Regions from separate parts of the Homo sapiens genome. Here all the other regions are linked to region 1. Evidence: chromatin contacts called from ENCODE Hi-C or POLR2A ChIA-PET data. All regions are on one chromosome and are shown on one strand. Each heading gives the region's core, a stretch centred on a gene start or an enhancer-like site at or near the end of the contact. The rest is flanking DNA. Distances are from core to core; before and after follow the strand shown. Region 1 has its middle 96 kb from the start of FGF3. Region 2 holds the start of CTTN (cortactin). Region 3 holds the start of PPFIA1 (PPFI scaffold protein A1).

Region 1 (4,993 bases), core at 1,374-3,873:
AGAGGGAGAGAGAGGGATAGAGGAGAGAGGGAGAGAGAGAAGAGAGGGGGAAGAGAGAGAGGGAGAGAGAGAGGAGAGAGGGAGAGAGAGAGGAGAGAGGGAGAGAGAGAGAGGGAGAGAGAGAAAGAGGAGAGAGGGAGAAAGAGAAAACAGAGAGAGGGAGATAGAGAAGAGAGGCAGAGAAGAGAGAGAGGGAGAGAGAGAAGAGAGGAGAGAGAGGGAGAGAGTGAGAGGAGAGAGGGAGAGGAGAGAGGGAGAGAGAGAAGAGAGGGAGAGACGGGGGAGAGAGAGAGGGAAACGGAGAGAGAGAGGAGAGAGGGAGAGAGAAGAGAAGAGAGAAGGGGAGGGGGCCAGAGAGGGAGAGAGAGAGGAGAGAGGGAGAGAGAGAGAGAGGAGAGAGGGAGAGAGAGGGAGAGGAGAGAGGGAGAGAGAGAGAAATAGAGAGGAGAAAGGGAGAGAGAGGAGGGAGAAGAGAGTGGGAGAGAGAAGAGAAGAGAGAGAAAGAGAGGAGGGGAGAGGGGGAGAGAGAGAGAAGCGGGGGAGAAGAGAAGAGAGGGAGAGAGAGAGAGGGAGGGGAGAGGGAGAGAGAGAGAAGAGAGGGAGAGAGAGAGGGAGAGGAGAAAGAGGAGAGGGAGGGAGAGAGGGAGAGGAGAGAGAGAGGAGAGAGGGAGAGGAGAGAGAGAGAAGAGAGGGAGAGAGAAAAAGAGAGAGGGAGAGAGTGAAGAGAGAGGGAGAGAGGCAGGGCGGAGCAGGGCAGGGCCAGGGCATGGCTCAGGAGAGAGAGGGAGAGGAGAGAAGGAGAGAGAGAGAGAGAGGGAGGGGAGAGAGGGAGAGATAGAAGAGAGGGAGAGAGGGAGAGGGAGAGAGAGGAAAATCTTCCCAGGAGGGGCAGTGCTGCTGACTTTGAAGATGGAGGAAGGGGCCACAAGCCAAGGAGCACAAGCTGCCTCTGGAAGCTGGAAAAGACAAGGCTTGGGTTCTCCTAGACTCTCCAGGAGAAATGTAGCCCTGCAGACACCTTGATTCTAGACTAGTGGCATTCCTTTTTTCTTCTTTTTTTTCTTTTTCTTTTTTTGAGACAGAGTCTTGCTCTGTCACCAGGGCTGGGGTGCTGTGGTGTAATCTCAGCTCACTGCAATCTCTGCCTACCAGGTTCAAGTGATTCTCCTGCCTCAGCCTCCTGAGCAGCTGGGATTACAGGTGCCAGCCACCATGCCCAGCCAATTTTTTGTATTTTTAGTAGAGACGGGTTTCACCATGTTGGCCAGGCTGGTCTTGAACTCTTGACCTCGTGATCCACCTGCCTTGGCCTCCCAAAGTGGTGGGATTACAGGCGTGAGCCACTGCACCTGGCTGAGATGAGGTTTTGCCATGTTTGCCAGGCTGGTCTTGAGCTCCTGACCTCAAGTGACCTGCCTGCCTCGGCCTCCCAAAGTGCAAGGATTACAGGTGTGAGCCACCATGCCCGGCTGATGAGCGGCATTTCTGACTTCCAGAACTGTCAGGAGAATCCACTTGTGCCATTTCCAGCCTGTAAGTTTGCAGGCATTGATTGCAGCAGCCGTTGGAAACAAACACATATCCCGTTCTAGGAAGGGATTCTGTGCCTTCTCAGTGAAAGAGGTCCCTTGGGACTGTTTCCTGTACTCCCAATGCCCGGAAGGTGGACTCCAGCCTCACTCTGCCCAGACCCCAAAGCTGGGGGAAAGAGGGGAGGGGGCCAGCTGGAGGCCTCTGGATGCCTTTCGGGGGGAAGTTGAAGGAGCCAGCGTTCTCCCAGGGGAAGCGAGGCAGCTGTGCCTGCTCCTGGCTGCCTGAGGACAAGGCGGAGGCTGGGGCTGGGGTCTTAGGGAGAGCGCTCCCCCATTCCCTGAGCCATGCCCCGGCCCTGCCCTGCTCCTCCCTGCTGGAGCCTGCCAAGAGTGACCCAGCCGGAAATCATAGAACATTCTTTTGGGATACGTTTTCTCCTATTTTTAAACTGTTGCTTTATTTTCTCATAATTTGTTGAATGTTTAACTTCAACATCAGAGGTGAAAAGGGGCCAGGAGCGAGGACACTGACCCGTCTGTCCTGCCCTCCCCACCCCCACCTCACTGGAAGCCTGGCTCAGAACACTCTTAGTCCCACTCTATAGGGGGTGGAGGGGTGCAGGGAGACACTGAGGCTTGGGGCGGAAGTGACTTGGCCCCCATCACTCCACTGCTGAAGCGGCAGGGGCTGGATCCTGGATCCAAGCCCAGGTCCCCGAAGCCACGTCCGGCTTTTCCCGGTGACACTGTGCTGCCCCCTAGAGGCGGTTGCTTTTCCAGAAAGTGCTAAGTGGACCTGAGCTGCAGGGCTCCCAGGGCAACCATGCCCTGCAGCCCCTGTGGTCAGCCCTAGGGCTCCAGCAGACCCCACGGGTCAATTGGGAATAAGTTTGCACCATGTGGAACACAGCCAGTCACAATGCGGGGCGACAGGGAAGAGCCAGCATCCCGTCCGTGGGGCAGGGTGAAAGCCCAGGAGACTGGGAACGAGGCTGTGATTCACTTCAACGAGGGGCCTTAAAAATATAGCAATGAGTGTCTAGTGCCTTGTTTGTTCAATGAATGTACTGAGTCCTGCTATGTCCAAAGGATGACTCAGACAACTTCTGGGGAGCATCCTGGGGTCCATGCCTCAGACCAACCTCTTACACCACCTCCACCTTCCTTCAACTTCTTTCCTCTTTGCTTTGGCTGCTAGGAAGCTCCCACCCAGTTTGTGTAAGTGAGGTCCAAAGCCTCTCCCCTTGGGCCCTGGAGGATGCCCTGTTCTGCTTTGGGCTTCTCTTTTGGGCTTCCTAGTACACTGCCTGTGCCTCCCAGCAGGCAGCAAGGAGCAGGGCAAGGGGAAGTCATGGTTGAGAAGCAGTCTCGGGGGCAGGGGGGTCCCGGGTTGGGTCCCAAGATGGAGGGCCCCCCCCCCACAGGCCACTTCTTGGCACCCGTGATTACCCACCTGGGCCTCCTGGTACCTCCAGGAGCCTGCTCCAGAGTCTGTCAAGGACACACAGATAAGATCTTGCCAGATAAGGATCCATTGACCCCGGGCATGGAAGGAGACAGCAGGGCCTCGAGCTTAACCACATCCTCCTGGCATCAGACCCACCTGGGAACAAAAATACCAGGTGTGGGTGGGTGTGGAGCCTCCGGAGACACTTCCCAGCCTGGCACAGCCCAGCCAGGACACCTCTCAAAGGTGAGGAGGAACAGGAAATTCCAAACCCGTCCCCACCCCGGAGTCAGCCTTTGAGTCCTTGCACCTTCAGCCGCAGCCTGACCTTCTGGGCCCTCAGTTTCTCCCCCTGTAAAGCAGAACCACAGCAAGCCCCCCACACAGGGGTGGAGAGGCTTAGGCGAGAGGGCCGTGGAGGTGCCGCGGAAACTGGAGGTGCTGCGCTGTCGGTGAAGGCCCTGGCCTCTTCTCCCAGGACTCTGCTAGAGAGAGCCGGCCCTCCTTAAGATGCCCAGCCCCCTCCCTGGCTGCAGCCTTCTGGGGCCTAGACAGGTAGAGGGAAGACAAGGCGCTGGCTCCAGCAGCTCCCAGTGCTGCCCAAGGGCTCCTGAGCTCGGCTGAGGGGCTCCACCTATTTTAGCCTGAGACCCTGTGTTCCCAGTGAGAGCCTTGGGGCTGCAGGGCTGGGCCCAGCCTGGACGCTGCTCCCTGCTTCTGGCCAGGGAGAGCCTGATGGTCACAGAGAGGTGGGTCTCAGAGTTTCTACAGGGTGGACCCCCGGAGTGTGGGTGCCTTATCATCTCCTGTCCCCACAACCCCCTCCCTGGCAACGTCATGCTCCAAAGGGCTTATTTCCCATCGGTGGATCTGGCTTCAGATCCAAGGAGGAGCCTGGGGGAGCCCAGGCCTGGGTCCCAGCCACACCTGCCCCATCATGTTGGCCCATGTTCCCACTTAGGTGGGAGATCATAAAAACTAGGGTCCCTGGGGGTCAGCCCCAAAGAGTCCCATTTGGCAGGGGTGGGGTGGGGCAGGACTGTGGGGCCGTAAGGAGGAGGGACTCAGGGAGGCTCCTGCCTTCTCTGCCTAGCCCAGTACCTGGGCACTCAGGGGCGGTGGGCCGTCACCATCTGCCCAGTGAACCGATGATGCTACTGGCTATCCCACGGCCCCTGGGGAGTCCCTGCCCCAGAGATGGGGCTCTTGGGGGTCCTCGAGTCCCAAGTGGGAGTCTCGGGCAGCAGTTGGCCCACAATTCAGGCACTGCAACAGGGCCCGGGATCTGGGTTCCAGCCTGGCTCCTGGCAAGTGCCCCCCAGGTGCAGAACCTCTGGGACATAACAGAGATGTAAATAGACAACTAACAAGATAGCTGAGATTGTTTCTTTATCCAGACATTGGGGATAGGAAAGCCTGAGGTTTACCTCCTGGCAGGAAGCAAGAGGTTGGGGTGGAGTCCCAGGGACCTGCTGGGTTTCTTAGAGGGGTCCCTTTCTAGCCCCGAGATGCAGGATCTGGGATCTCACCCCGAAAGGTGTGACTTGGGGCTTCTGTGAGGGCAGGAGCAGGGCCCAGCTGGCAGCAAGATGGCCGGTGGCCCACCCGCTCCCTGCAGTCCCTTGAGCCCACCAGCCGAAGGGGCCACCCAGCAGGGCCCTGGAAGTTGTTATCACTAAGGGAAGGGAGCAGTCACCTCCTCCCAGAGCCCAAATTCAAAGTTTGTGAACCCAGGAGCTGCATCTGAATCAGGTCCTACCACGTGGTGCCTGGGAGTGTGCGCCCCATTGCATGGGCAGCAGATGGCAGTGTGCACCCCGTCTTCTCCTCACAAGCCCTGCCCGGAGGCCAGAGTCCTCCCGGGGGCCACCGGGTTGGTGAGAGCCACAGCGGGTCCCCTAATGCTGCAGCAGCCTCCTCTGGGATTGCCCCGGCCTCGGTTTCCATCATGGGAGGCAGGGAGCTGCTCTCCAGCACAGCACCCTCCTCGGCACAGCACTGCCCTGCTCTAGAG
Region 2 (4,993 bases), core at 1,694-4,193, 480 kb before region 1:
TGGAGTCTCAGTCTTTTGCCCAGGCTGGAGTGCAATAGTGTGATCTCGGCTCACTGCAACCTCCACTTCGCAGGTTCAAGCGATTCTGGTGCCTCAGCCTCCTGAGTGGCTGGGACTACAGGCATATACCACCACGCCCGGCTAATTTTTTGTATTTTTTTTTTTAGTAGAGACGGTGTTTCACTGTGTTAGCCAGGATGGTGTCAATCTCCTGACCTCGTGATCTGCCCACCTCAGCCTCCCAAAGTGCTGGGATTACAGGTGTGAGCCACCATACCCGGCCAATTTTTCTATTTTTAACAGAGATGGGGTTTCCCCATGTTGCCTAGGCTGATCTCGAAACTCCTGGGCTCAAGCAATCCACCTGCCCTTAGCCTCCCAAAGTGCTGAGATTACAGGTGTGAGCCACCGAGCCTGGCAGAAGAATGTTTTAAATGACAGGACAGAACCATCCGTCCACCATCAGCTTTCCATTAGCCTCAGCATCTATGGCAGAGCAGGAGGAGAAAGGAAACAGACACTTGCGTAGCCAAAATCACCATCACAGGCACACTCCCTACACCACACTTACTCAAGGGAAACCCCGCCCCCAACATTTACTCCGTTTACTCAAAGCAGTGCGTGAGCAGATGGGGTGGGCCTGGGCCACAGTGAAAGCCAAGCCTGCTCCTGGAGCACAGTCCCCTGCTCTTGGCTGGCCCAGGCCATGGGAATACTGCAACACAAGGCAGCAACCAGCGCTCACAGCAATTCACACTCTCAGGACACCTTTTCTGAGCACCTACTGCGTGGCACAGACTGAAGATCTGAATTGCCGATTATGTGTGCTGTCATTTTAAAAGTGTTTTAAAAACAAGTCCATCAAAATGCTACAATTAAAAGTCAGCTTTAGCTGGGCCTGCAGTCCCAGCTACTTGGGAGGCTGAGGTGGGAGGATCGCTTAAGGCCAGCAGTTCAAGGTTGCAGTGTGCTAGATGGCACCTGTGAAGAGCCTCTGCACTCCAGCCTGGGTGACAGGGTCTCGCTCTGTCACCCAGGCTGGAGTACAGTGGTGCGATCGAGCTCAATGCAGCCTCCAACTCCTGGGCTTGAGATCCTCTGCCTCAGCGCCCCAAGTAGCTAGGACAACAGGTGCAAGCCAACATGCCCAGCGAATTTCTTTTTTTGTAGACACAAGGTCTCCCTGTGTTGCCCAGGCTAGTCTGGAACTCCTGGCCTCAAACGATCCTCTCACCTTGACCTCCCAAAGTGCAGGGATTACAGGTGTGAGCCACCGCACCCCTGCCCCAGGTCAAAAGAAATTTCTTTTCAGTAAGATATAGCAGAAGGTTAGCTTCTAGTTCTAGGGGACCTAATATCAAAACAACCCTGCCTCCCCAACTTTTTATTGAGTCCCACTTAAAAGACTCTTCCTTGTTCCTTGAGTATCTGGCGAATACTTCTCTAACCAGAGGAGAAACAGGACTGACTCAGTGCTCTGGAGCCAGTGACTCACCCACACGGTCAAACACGTGAATGGAGACAGGGGCAGGCGGCCAGCCCCTCCTGCGCCACGGCCTTGGGCCCGGCCGGGCTTGAGGGCTGGATCATGCCTGAAGGACCTAGTGGGTGAAGTCCCCCCGACAGAGCCTGCGCAGCCAAGTCAACACTGAGCCCAAAGGGAGCGCATGGGATTCCAGGGAGCGCTCACCGGATGCCTCCGGAGCTTCCTTCAGCAGAAAATGAATTCCTCCCCAAGGGGCCCCAAACGTCCACAGATTCCAGCGGGAGGAAGCCCTGTCCCTTCTCACCCAAGGCCTTCCAGCTTCAGGGATCAGGCATCCCTTAGACTATCCAGGTGATGGAAACGTAACAGAAAGCCCCAAAGCACCGTTCTGGTGATTTTAAACACACCCCGAAGGAGGGACGGTTCCAAATTTAGAGCCTCACGACTAGCTGCAGCCGCGCCTCGCTGCCTCCACTGACCTGATTGCAAAACCTCCGCTCAGGTGCAGGCCGGGCGGATCCCCAGCTGCTCCGCCACGTCCCACAGCGAGCCCCTCAAAGTCGCGCACCCCAACCGCCTTGACCCCGCGGACCCCATCCCTTTTCCCTGCGCCTGGATCCCTTCCCCTGGAGCCCCAATCCCCTCCCCTCGGACCCTATACCTTTCCTCCGAGCCCCGACCCCTTCCCCTCGAACCCCAATTCCCTTCCCTCGGACCCCATCCCAGTAGCTCTGCGCCTGGACCCCTTCCCGTCAGACCCCAATCTCCTCCCCTCGGACCTCATCCCTTTCCCTCTGCACCCAGACACCTCCCTCTCAGACCCCTCGCCCTTTCCTTGAGACCCCCCACACCCACCTTCCTTGGCCCCTCGAACCCCGGCCCCCTCCGCTCAGACCCCCGAACCCCACAGGCCCAGCCCCTCTCCCTCGGGCCCTAATACCCTCCCCCTCGGAGCCCATCCCCCTCTCCTATTCCCTCGGACCCAAGACCCCTCCCAGCCTGGCCCCTCTCCTGCCCTGGAGCCCCCCGGCGCCCAGGGACCCTCCCCTCAGAGCTGATACCCCAATTTGGCCCCTTTCTAACCTTCCTCCGCGGACCCCAGCCCCAAGCCCTCCGTGCCCCCTTGCCCCCTGCCCGGCCTCCTTGGGCCCAGACCCGTCCTCGTGGCCCTCGCGGACCCCCGGCCCTCGCCCTGCCCCGCCCCAGGCCGGGAAAGCCTCGCCACTCTGCCCCGGCCCCCGAAACCGCAAGCGGAAGAGCGGTGAGACCGCTGCGGCCGCCGCTTCCTTCCCCTTTCGCGGCCAGGCGACGCCACAGGAGGGAAGAAGCAGAGCCCGGCCTGCACCCCGGGCGGACGCCGCGCTCGCTCACCGCCGCCTGGGGTCGGTCCGGCCCGGGTCGGCCCTGGATTCCGCCGCGCCAGCCGCTCCCAGGCACCAGGCTCTACTTCCGGTTCCGAGGGCGGGGGCGGGGCCGCATCCGGGTCCCCGCGCGACCCCGCCCCCTGCCCCGCCTCCTCCCGCGTCTTGGCCCGCAAGAGTCCCGGGGGTCCGCCCGCAGCTGGCTAAGCGCTAGCCCGGCCTGTGGCGAGTCTGCAGAGCTCGCCCGGAAGTAGCGTTGCGCGCGCAGAGGATGGGCGCTGAGCAGCACACAGCCCGCGGCGGGGTCTCAGGATCCGCGGCGCTGCCCGGGGCCGGGGGAAGGAAGCCAGCCGAGGAGACGCACGTGCCCTGAGTCCGGGAGCGGGGAGCCTCTTCATCTCTCCATCCTCCCTCCGCGCGCGCCCTCAGCCGTCCTCGTCCGCTCACCATGCACCTCCCCTCCAAGAAAGGGCCACATGCGTGCCAGGGACGCGAGCCCCGGCCACAGGGACATAGCAGCCTAGAAGGTGAGTCAAGCGTTAAACCACATGGGTACTCACCTGGGAAATGAGATAAATGCCAAGAAGTGAGAGTTTCATAACATCGTATTGGGGAGACGGTAGGACCTGAACCCCTGGGAGACCAGAGGTTTCTTTGGGCGATTCACATGTTAGCCAAGATGTGAAGGCCCTATAAGAGTAAACAAGGTAAGGAGGGAAGAATTTTCCAGGCAGGCCAACAGCAGGTTCCAACAGCAGGGCCAACAGAGGTCCCAAGGCAGGAACGGTCTTGCAGCAGGGGAACTGGAGGAGGCTCAGCTCAGCATGGTAGAGGGCTAGTGGTGCAGCGGAGCTGTGGTGTGAGAGGGGCCAGGTCATGCAGAGGCCGATAGAGCACAGCGAAGACCTCGGTCTTTATTCTGGGAGACACGGGAAGTCCTCGGAGGAAGTTAAGCTGATAAGAGACATCATGAAGTTTGGGCCAGGCGCAGTGGCCCACGCCTGTAATCATAACACTTTGGGAGGCTGACATGGGAGGATCGCCTAAGGCCAGGAGTTCGAGACCAGCCTGGTCAGCATAGTGAGACCCTCGCCCCCGCCCGCCATCGCTAAATAAATAAATAAGACATAATGAAGTTTGAATTGTAATGAGATCACTCTGGCTGCTGTGTGGAAGATGGATGGGAGAAGGGCCAGGTAGAGCCTAATGTAGCCAATTCGGGCAGACCGCTGGTGGCAGGTAAGATGGGGAGAAGTGGATAGATGCAAGAGGCATTTAGAAAGCTAAACTGTCAGATGTGAGGATGAATTGGAAGTGCGGGTGGCGGAAGGAAATGTCAGGTGTTGACCATTTTTTTAAAGGTAAAATCATGACCTTCATACACATATAAAATGAACACGTCAAATATTTTATTTAACTCGATAATGAATACATCATAAGTTGTTACAAATTGTTTAAAGAATTTGGCCAGATGCAGTGCCTCGCGCCTGTAATCCCAACACTTTGGGAGGCCAAGGCAGGAGGATTGCTGGAGGTCAGGAATTTGAGACCAGCCTGGGCAGCATGGCAAGACCCTGTCTCTACCAAAAAAAAAAAATTTTTTTTAAGAAAAAAATTAGCCAGGCATGGTGACGTTTACCTGTGGTCCCAGCTATTCTGGAGGCTGAGGCAAAAGGACCGCTCCGGCACGGGCAACAGAAACCCTGTGTCAAAAAAAAAAAAAACGGAAGACGAATGCTGAAATGAATTTGCAAAAACTGCTCTATCTCTAGTGCAAAGGTCAATTGCATTTAACTGGACACAGCTAATTTGCATTTTCTGTGCACAAGGATTGTTGGCCAGGCTTGTAATACCAGCACTTTGAGCGGCAAGGCCAGAGGATTGCTTGAGCCCAGGAGTTCAAGACCAGCCTGGGCAATATAGACCCCATCTCTGAAAAAAAAAATTTTTTTTTTTACATTGCTGACTGTTTTTTTTTGTTTGTTTGTTTAATCTTTAGAGACAGGGGCTGGAGTGCAGTGGTGCAATCAAGGCTCACTGCAGCCTCGATCTCCTGGGCTCAAGTGATCCTCCCACCTCAGCCTCCCAAGTAGCTGTAGCTGGAACTACAGGCACGTGCCACCACACTCAGCTAATTTTTTTTTTT
Region 3 (4,993 bases), core at 1-2,500, 360 kb before region 1:
CCAAAGGACTACCCTCACAAAAAAGGGCAAGCCCTGGGGTAGTCTGTTTGCAAAGCTGTACTTGTTTTTGCTGAAAACAAGTGTGCTTCTGTTACCTATTTTTTTTACTTCCCAGTGGGGTGGGGAGGGTGGGGGGGTAGGGGGGGAGAAAGTCAAAACACATGTCACCCAATCATTTTTCAGGAAAAGCACAGAAGGAGCATACAACCAGCAAAACTGACAAGTACAAAATCCATCAGGCATCTTGCAGGAATGTGTGCAGTCAGCTCCCGGGAAGAACTGACGGCTCCCTGAATTCTTGGGCTGGATTTGGTGAGCACTAAAAGGAACCGGATTCGTTAAACGCTGGTAGAAGTGTTTTCCAATGGCTGCAACGGTTGGTCAACCTAACTTACGTAAGTTTACAACCGAAAAAAAAAATCCACAATGGAAATATAGCAGGTCGATACAGCCGGGGGCGGCTAGGAAAGAGGGAAAAGTGAAAGGTGAGATTACGAGAGTCTATTAAGTGTCTGGGATATAAAGACAGCGCCAGGGAAAGGGGAAGTCGCTTCTGAGCCTTTCGGGCAGTACTGGGGGCGCGGTGGACCCCTGAGAGGGGGATGCCCCAGACGGCGCACCTGATGGGGATGGTGACCTCCAGCCTGCTCGAGCCGCACTCCTCCCCTCCTGTATCAGGTGCGGCGGAAGCCCCGAACCCCGGGGGGTGAGGACCGTTGACAACGGAGCCCGCTCGGGCCAGGGCTTTCAGCGGCCACAGGTCCCCGCCCCTCGCCCCAGCGCCCGGGTCACGGGGCGCGGGGCTCGGGGAGGGGCAGCGCGCAGTCCCCGGAGCCGTCCCTTGGGGCGCGGGTGTCCCGCCGGAGCTCTCCCAGCGCGACCCGGCGCCGCGGCCTCGCCCCCACCCGTCCCGGAGCGCACCCTTCCCCGCGGAGACATCTAATCGGCTGCGTGGCCGCCGCGGAGACCGGGACGCGCCGGTGACGCCTGGGCCCCGAGCCTGCCTCAGTGTCCCGCTCCCTTACCTTGCTCGCCGGCGGGAGCGGGCGAGGAGGCTCCGCGGCGGCTCGCGGGCGGCTGCTCGCTCCGGGAGAGCTTGGGAGCCGACGAAAGCAGCCCGCGGCCGGCGTCCGCCTGCCCGCCCCACGCCGCGGCCCCGGGGCCCGCCGCCCCAGTCACTAAGGCCGGCCCGCGGCCGGACACTGGCGGAGCGGAGGAGGAGCGGGCCCGGCTGCGCGGCGCCGGCGTCTACGTGCCCGACGTCGAGCGCGTCGGCGCGAGCGTCAGCACCGCCCCGGGGGCGGGGCCCGAGGAGCACCTTGGCCCGAGTACGCAAGCGCTGTCTCCTCAGGAGGGGGCGGGAGGCGGCCCCGGGGCACTGATTGGCTGAGCGAGACGGGAGCCACGCCCCCCAGGCCCCGCCCGGGTCGCGGGGGAGGGGGCGGTCTCCGGGATGAGCCACAGGTGGGCGCTCAGGTGCTCGCCGGGTCAGCGTCTTCCTCCGGGCGTCCCCAGTTTCCCCCCACGGCTGCAGGGACGCCGGAGGCCTTTGCTGAGTGTCTACCGCGCCTCGAGTTCTGAGCTGGACGCGTCCGGCACGTCAGGTCCCTCCCGAGCTGGAGGCTCTGGATTCGCACCTTGCAGAAGAGCGAACCGAGGCTTCAGTCACCACCGAGGACCCAGACCCCGCCCGCCGCGGCGCCCCTACGGTCTCCCTGGGCCTGATCTGGGTTCAGAAGGACGGAGTTCCCGCCAGGACCCACTTACGGAGCGCTGCCTGCCGCACCTGGGGACGTCCCGGCGCAGCGTCCAGAGTGCAGGCTTTGCCGCTGTGGCTTTCACTCTGCAGCGTGGGCCCGGGCGACTCGGGAAACCCGCCTGGGCTTCAGCGCCTCCGATGTAGGATGGGAAAATGATGCAGACCTACCTGCGAGGCTGCTTTAAGACATGAATCAGATGTGAAGAGCGACTAGTTGAGAGCCTGACGGGCAGCACTGCGCGAGTCTTGGTCATTTCATCTTTTCCGCAAGTTTTTTTTTTTTTCCAGACGTTGTTTCACTCTTGTCACCCAGGCTGGAGTGCAATGGCGCCATCTCGGCTCACTGCAACCTCTGCCTCCCGGGTTCAAGTGATTCTCCTGCCTCAACCTCCCGTGTAGCTGGGATTACAGGCGCACGCCACCAAGTCCAGATAATTTTGTATTTTTAGTAGAGACGGGATTTCTACATGTTGGTCGAGCTGGTCTCGAACTCCTGACCTCAGGTGGTCTGCCCGCCTCAGCCTCCCAAAGTGTTGGGATTACAGGCGTGAGCCACTGCGCCCGGCCTCAGCAAGAATTTTTAAACATCTACTATGGGCCAAGTCTTGTGCTAGATGTTGCAGATACGGAGATGAATAGAGACACCTCTAATTAATTAAAGCGGATGCCCTCCCCACTCCTCCCAGGATTTGACTCGGAGCACAAACTCTTCACAAACCAAAATGTCAGGACACCATCGCCAGTGTCCACTGGCCACTGCTGTTGGTGTGAGGCAGCCAGGAGCCCCTCAGAACTAGTAAGTCTGAGAAGAGGCTGCACGGGGCCTAGGAGAGGGAGAAATGAGCCCGTCCAAGGTGAATTCCTTGATTCTCCATTGTGAGTGCACCAAGAACAAGCACTCCCTCCGACTGACTCTCGCCTACCAGGATCTGGAACACCTTCCATTAATTTATTCGTTCATTCAATAAATATTTATTGACTGACTACACATAGATATGAATATGTACTTTTTGCCCCTAGTTTCTTGCTATTTTAAAAGTGTAAAAATGGCCAGGTGAGGCCGGGTGCGGTGGCTCAAGCCTGTAATCCCAGCACTTTGGGAGACCCAGGTGGGCAGATCACTTGAGGTCAGGAGTTCAAAACCAGCCTGGCCAACATGGTGAAACCCTATCCCTACTAAAAATACAAAAATTAGCCGGGTGTGGTGGCGGGCATCTGTAATCCCAGCTACTCAGGAGGCTGAGGTGGAAGAATAGCTTGAACCTGGGAGGTGGAGGTTGCAATGAGGAGATCATGCCACTGCGCTCCAGGCTGGGAGACAAAGCGAGGCTCTGTCTCAGAAAAAAAAAAAAAAAAAAAACATTGGCCAGGTGCAGTGGCTCACGTCTGTAATCCCAGCACGCTGGGGGGCCAACGTGGGAGGATTGCTTGAGCCTGGGCAATATATCGAGACCCATGTCTATACAAAAAATTAAAAATTAGTCCAGCAAGGTGGGCCACACCTGTAGTCCCAGGTACTTGGGGGATTGAGGTGGGAGGATCGCTTGAGCCTGAGAGGTCGAGGCTGCAGTGAGCTGTGATTGTGCCACTGCATTCCAGCCTGGGTGCCAAAGCGAGACTCTGTCTCAAAAATAATAAAATTGTAAAGTTGATCGCTTAGATGAGGTGTTCTGCAAGTACCCTGTACCTCTCCACACCCCAGCAATTCTGCACAACTCCCAAGTTCCCCTGAACCACTGTCTGAAACCAGCAAATTTCCAGCTCTCCTTAGGGGTACCTGCTTAATGCAGCCAGCTTATGTTTGCACCATGCTCATAAAGTGTCTGTTTTCTAAGAAATCGGCTCAAGGCCGGGCGCAGTGGCTCACGCCTGTAATCCCAGCACTCTGGGAGGCCGAGGTAGGCGGATCACGAGTTCAGGAGATCGAGACCATCCTGGCTAACACAGTGAAACCCTGTCTCTACTAAAAATACAAAAAATTAGCCGGGCGTGGTGGCAGGCGCCTGTAGTCCCAGCTACTCGGGAGGCTGAGGCAGGAGAATGGCGTGAACCCGGGAGACGGAGCTTGCAGCGAGCCGAGATCGCGCCACTGCACTCCAGCCTGGGCAACAAAGCGAGACTCCATCTCAAAAAAAAAAAAAAAAAGAAAAATCGGCTCAAGATCAAAATTTAGTTCGGCAGGGTAGAATGTTCATTCATTTCATGAATATTTGTGCAGCATGTATGAGCCAAGCATGGCTTAGGTCTTGGGAACGCAGAGCTAAGACATCACTTCTAGTATGAGTTCACAGTCTGGAGAAAGAGAAGAAAAACAGACTATTGCAATGTCTGTCCCGTAAACAGTGTGTGACTTGGTGCTGTGGAATCACAGGGAAGGGAGGAACCCGCTCTCCAGCTGGCATCATGGGGGCTTCATAGAGGAGGCAATATCTGAGCTGGGTCTTGAATGATGTGGGATTTTTCCAGCGGAGAAGGGAGACACCCAGTTGGTATAGCTCCAGGAAAATGAGAATTCTGAATTTCATTTTATTTCTTTCTTTTCTTTCTTTTTCCTTCCTTCCTTGCTTCCTTCCTTCCTTCCTTCCTTCCTTCCTCCCTTCCTTCCTTCCTTCCTTCCTTCCTTCCTCTCTCTCTCTCCCTCCCTCCCCTCCCCTTACCCTTCCTTTGTTCTTTTTCTCTCTCTTTTTTTTTTTTTTTTTGAGACAGGGTCTCATGTAGTCACCTAGGCTGGGATATAGTGGTTCGAACACAGTTTACTGCAGCCTCTACCTCCCAGGCCCATCAGTCATCTCACCTCAGCTCCCCAACAAGTAGCTGGGACTACCAGCGCAGACCACCATGCCTGGCTAACTTTTTTGTATTTTTGGTAGAAAAGAGGTTTCACCATGTTGCCCAGGATGGTCTCAAACTCCTGAGCCCAAGCAATCCTCCCACCTCACCCTCCCAAAGTGCTGGAATTACAGGCATGAGCCACCACTCATGGCCCTCATTCATTTTAATTCATTTATTATTTCATTCCCCCAGATCGCAAAATCAGTAAGGGGGAAATCGTAAACAACCTAAATGGCCAAGAAAACAAGATTGGTTAAATTATTGCACTTCCAAATGACAGAAAACTTGGTGACATTCACAGTCATTTTTTTTGAGACTGAATCTTGCCCCGTCGCCCAGGCTGGAGTGCAGTGGGGTGATCTCGGCTCACTGCAGCCTCCGCCTCCTGGGGTTCCAGAGATT

What was found. Hi-C counts contacts between places; a loop is a spot of excess contacts on that map. ChIA-PET counts read pairs that join two places held with the same protein, here RNA polymerase II (POLR2A). Pooled maps may share reads with other maps.
Region 2: a loop to region 1 is called in a map of chondrocyte, with 2.8 times the contacts of the local background. The contact joins the promoter of CTTN here to the enhancer-like site in region 1. A Hi-C loop is called at or near these places in 1 of 168 maps with a recorded cell type or tissue (chondrocyte) and 3 of 50 pooled maps. POLR2A ChIA-PET finds 5 or more read pairs at or near these places in 2 of 52 experiments (Caco-2 and HCT116).
Region 3: a loop to region 1 is called in a map of mammary epithelial cell, with 5 times the contacts of the local background. The contact joins the promoter of PPFIA1 here to the enhancer-like site in region 1. A Hi-C loop is called at or near these places in 2 of 168 maps with a recorded cell type or tissue (ascending aorta and mammary epithelial cell), 1 of 37 single-sample maps with no recorded cell type and 11 of 50 pooled maps.

Annotation. Positions count from the first base shown.
Region 1 is chr11:69,912,926-69,917,918 of GRCh38, reverse strand. No RefSeq gene overlaps it. Among named protein-coding and RNA genes, the nearest start is that of FGF3, 96 kb to the right of the region's middle. Within about 2 kb of position 2,623, at least 23 of the 41 ENCODE cell types and tissues checked have a DNase peak (open chromatin) inside an H3K27ac peak, as active enhancers do; they include ascending aorta and mammary epithelial cell, where a contact is called at or near this core.
Region 2 is chr11:70,396,479-70,401,471 of GRCh38, reverse strand. It overlaps CTTN (cortactin), which reads right to left and starts at 2,943. Exons shown (of 18, transcript NM_005231.4): 1 at 2,858-2,943. It overlaps CTTN-DT (CTTN divergent transcript), which reads left to right and starts at 3,010. Exons shown (of 3, transcript NR_186321.1): 1 at 3,010-3,374. RefSeq lists enhancers at 435-729, 3,578-3,647 and silencers at 2,017-2,086, 2,668-3,177, 3,278-3,327, 4,425-4,613.
Region 3 is chr11:70,266,947-70,271,939 of GRCh38, reverse strand. PPFIA1 (PPFI scaffold protein A1) reads right to left here and starts at 1,250. Exons shown (of 28, transcript NM_003626.5): 1 at 1,026-1,250. RefSeq lists silencers at 646-1,075, 1,116-1,665.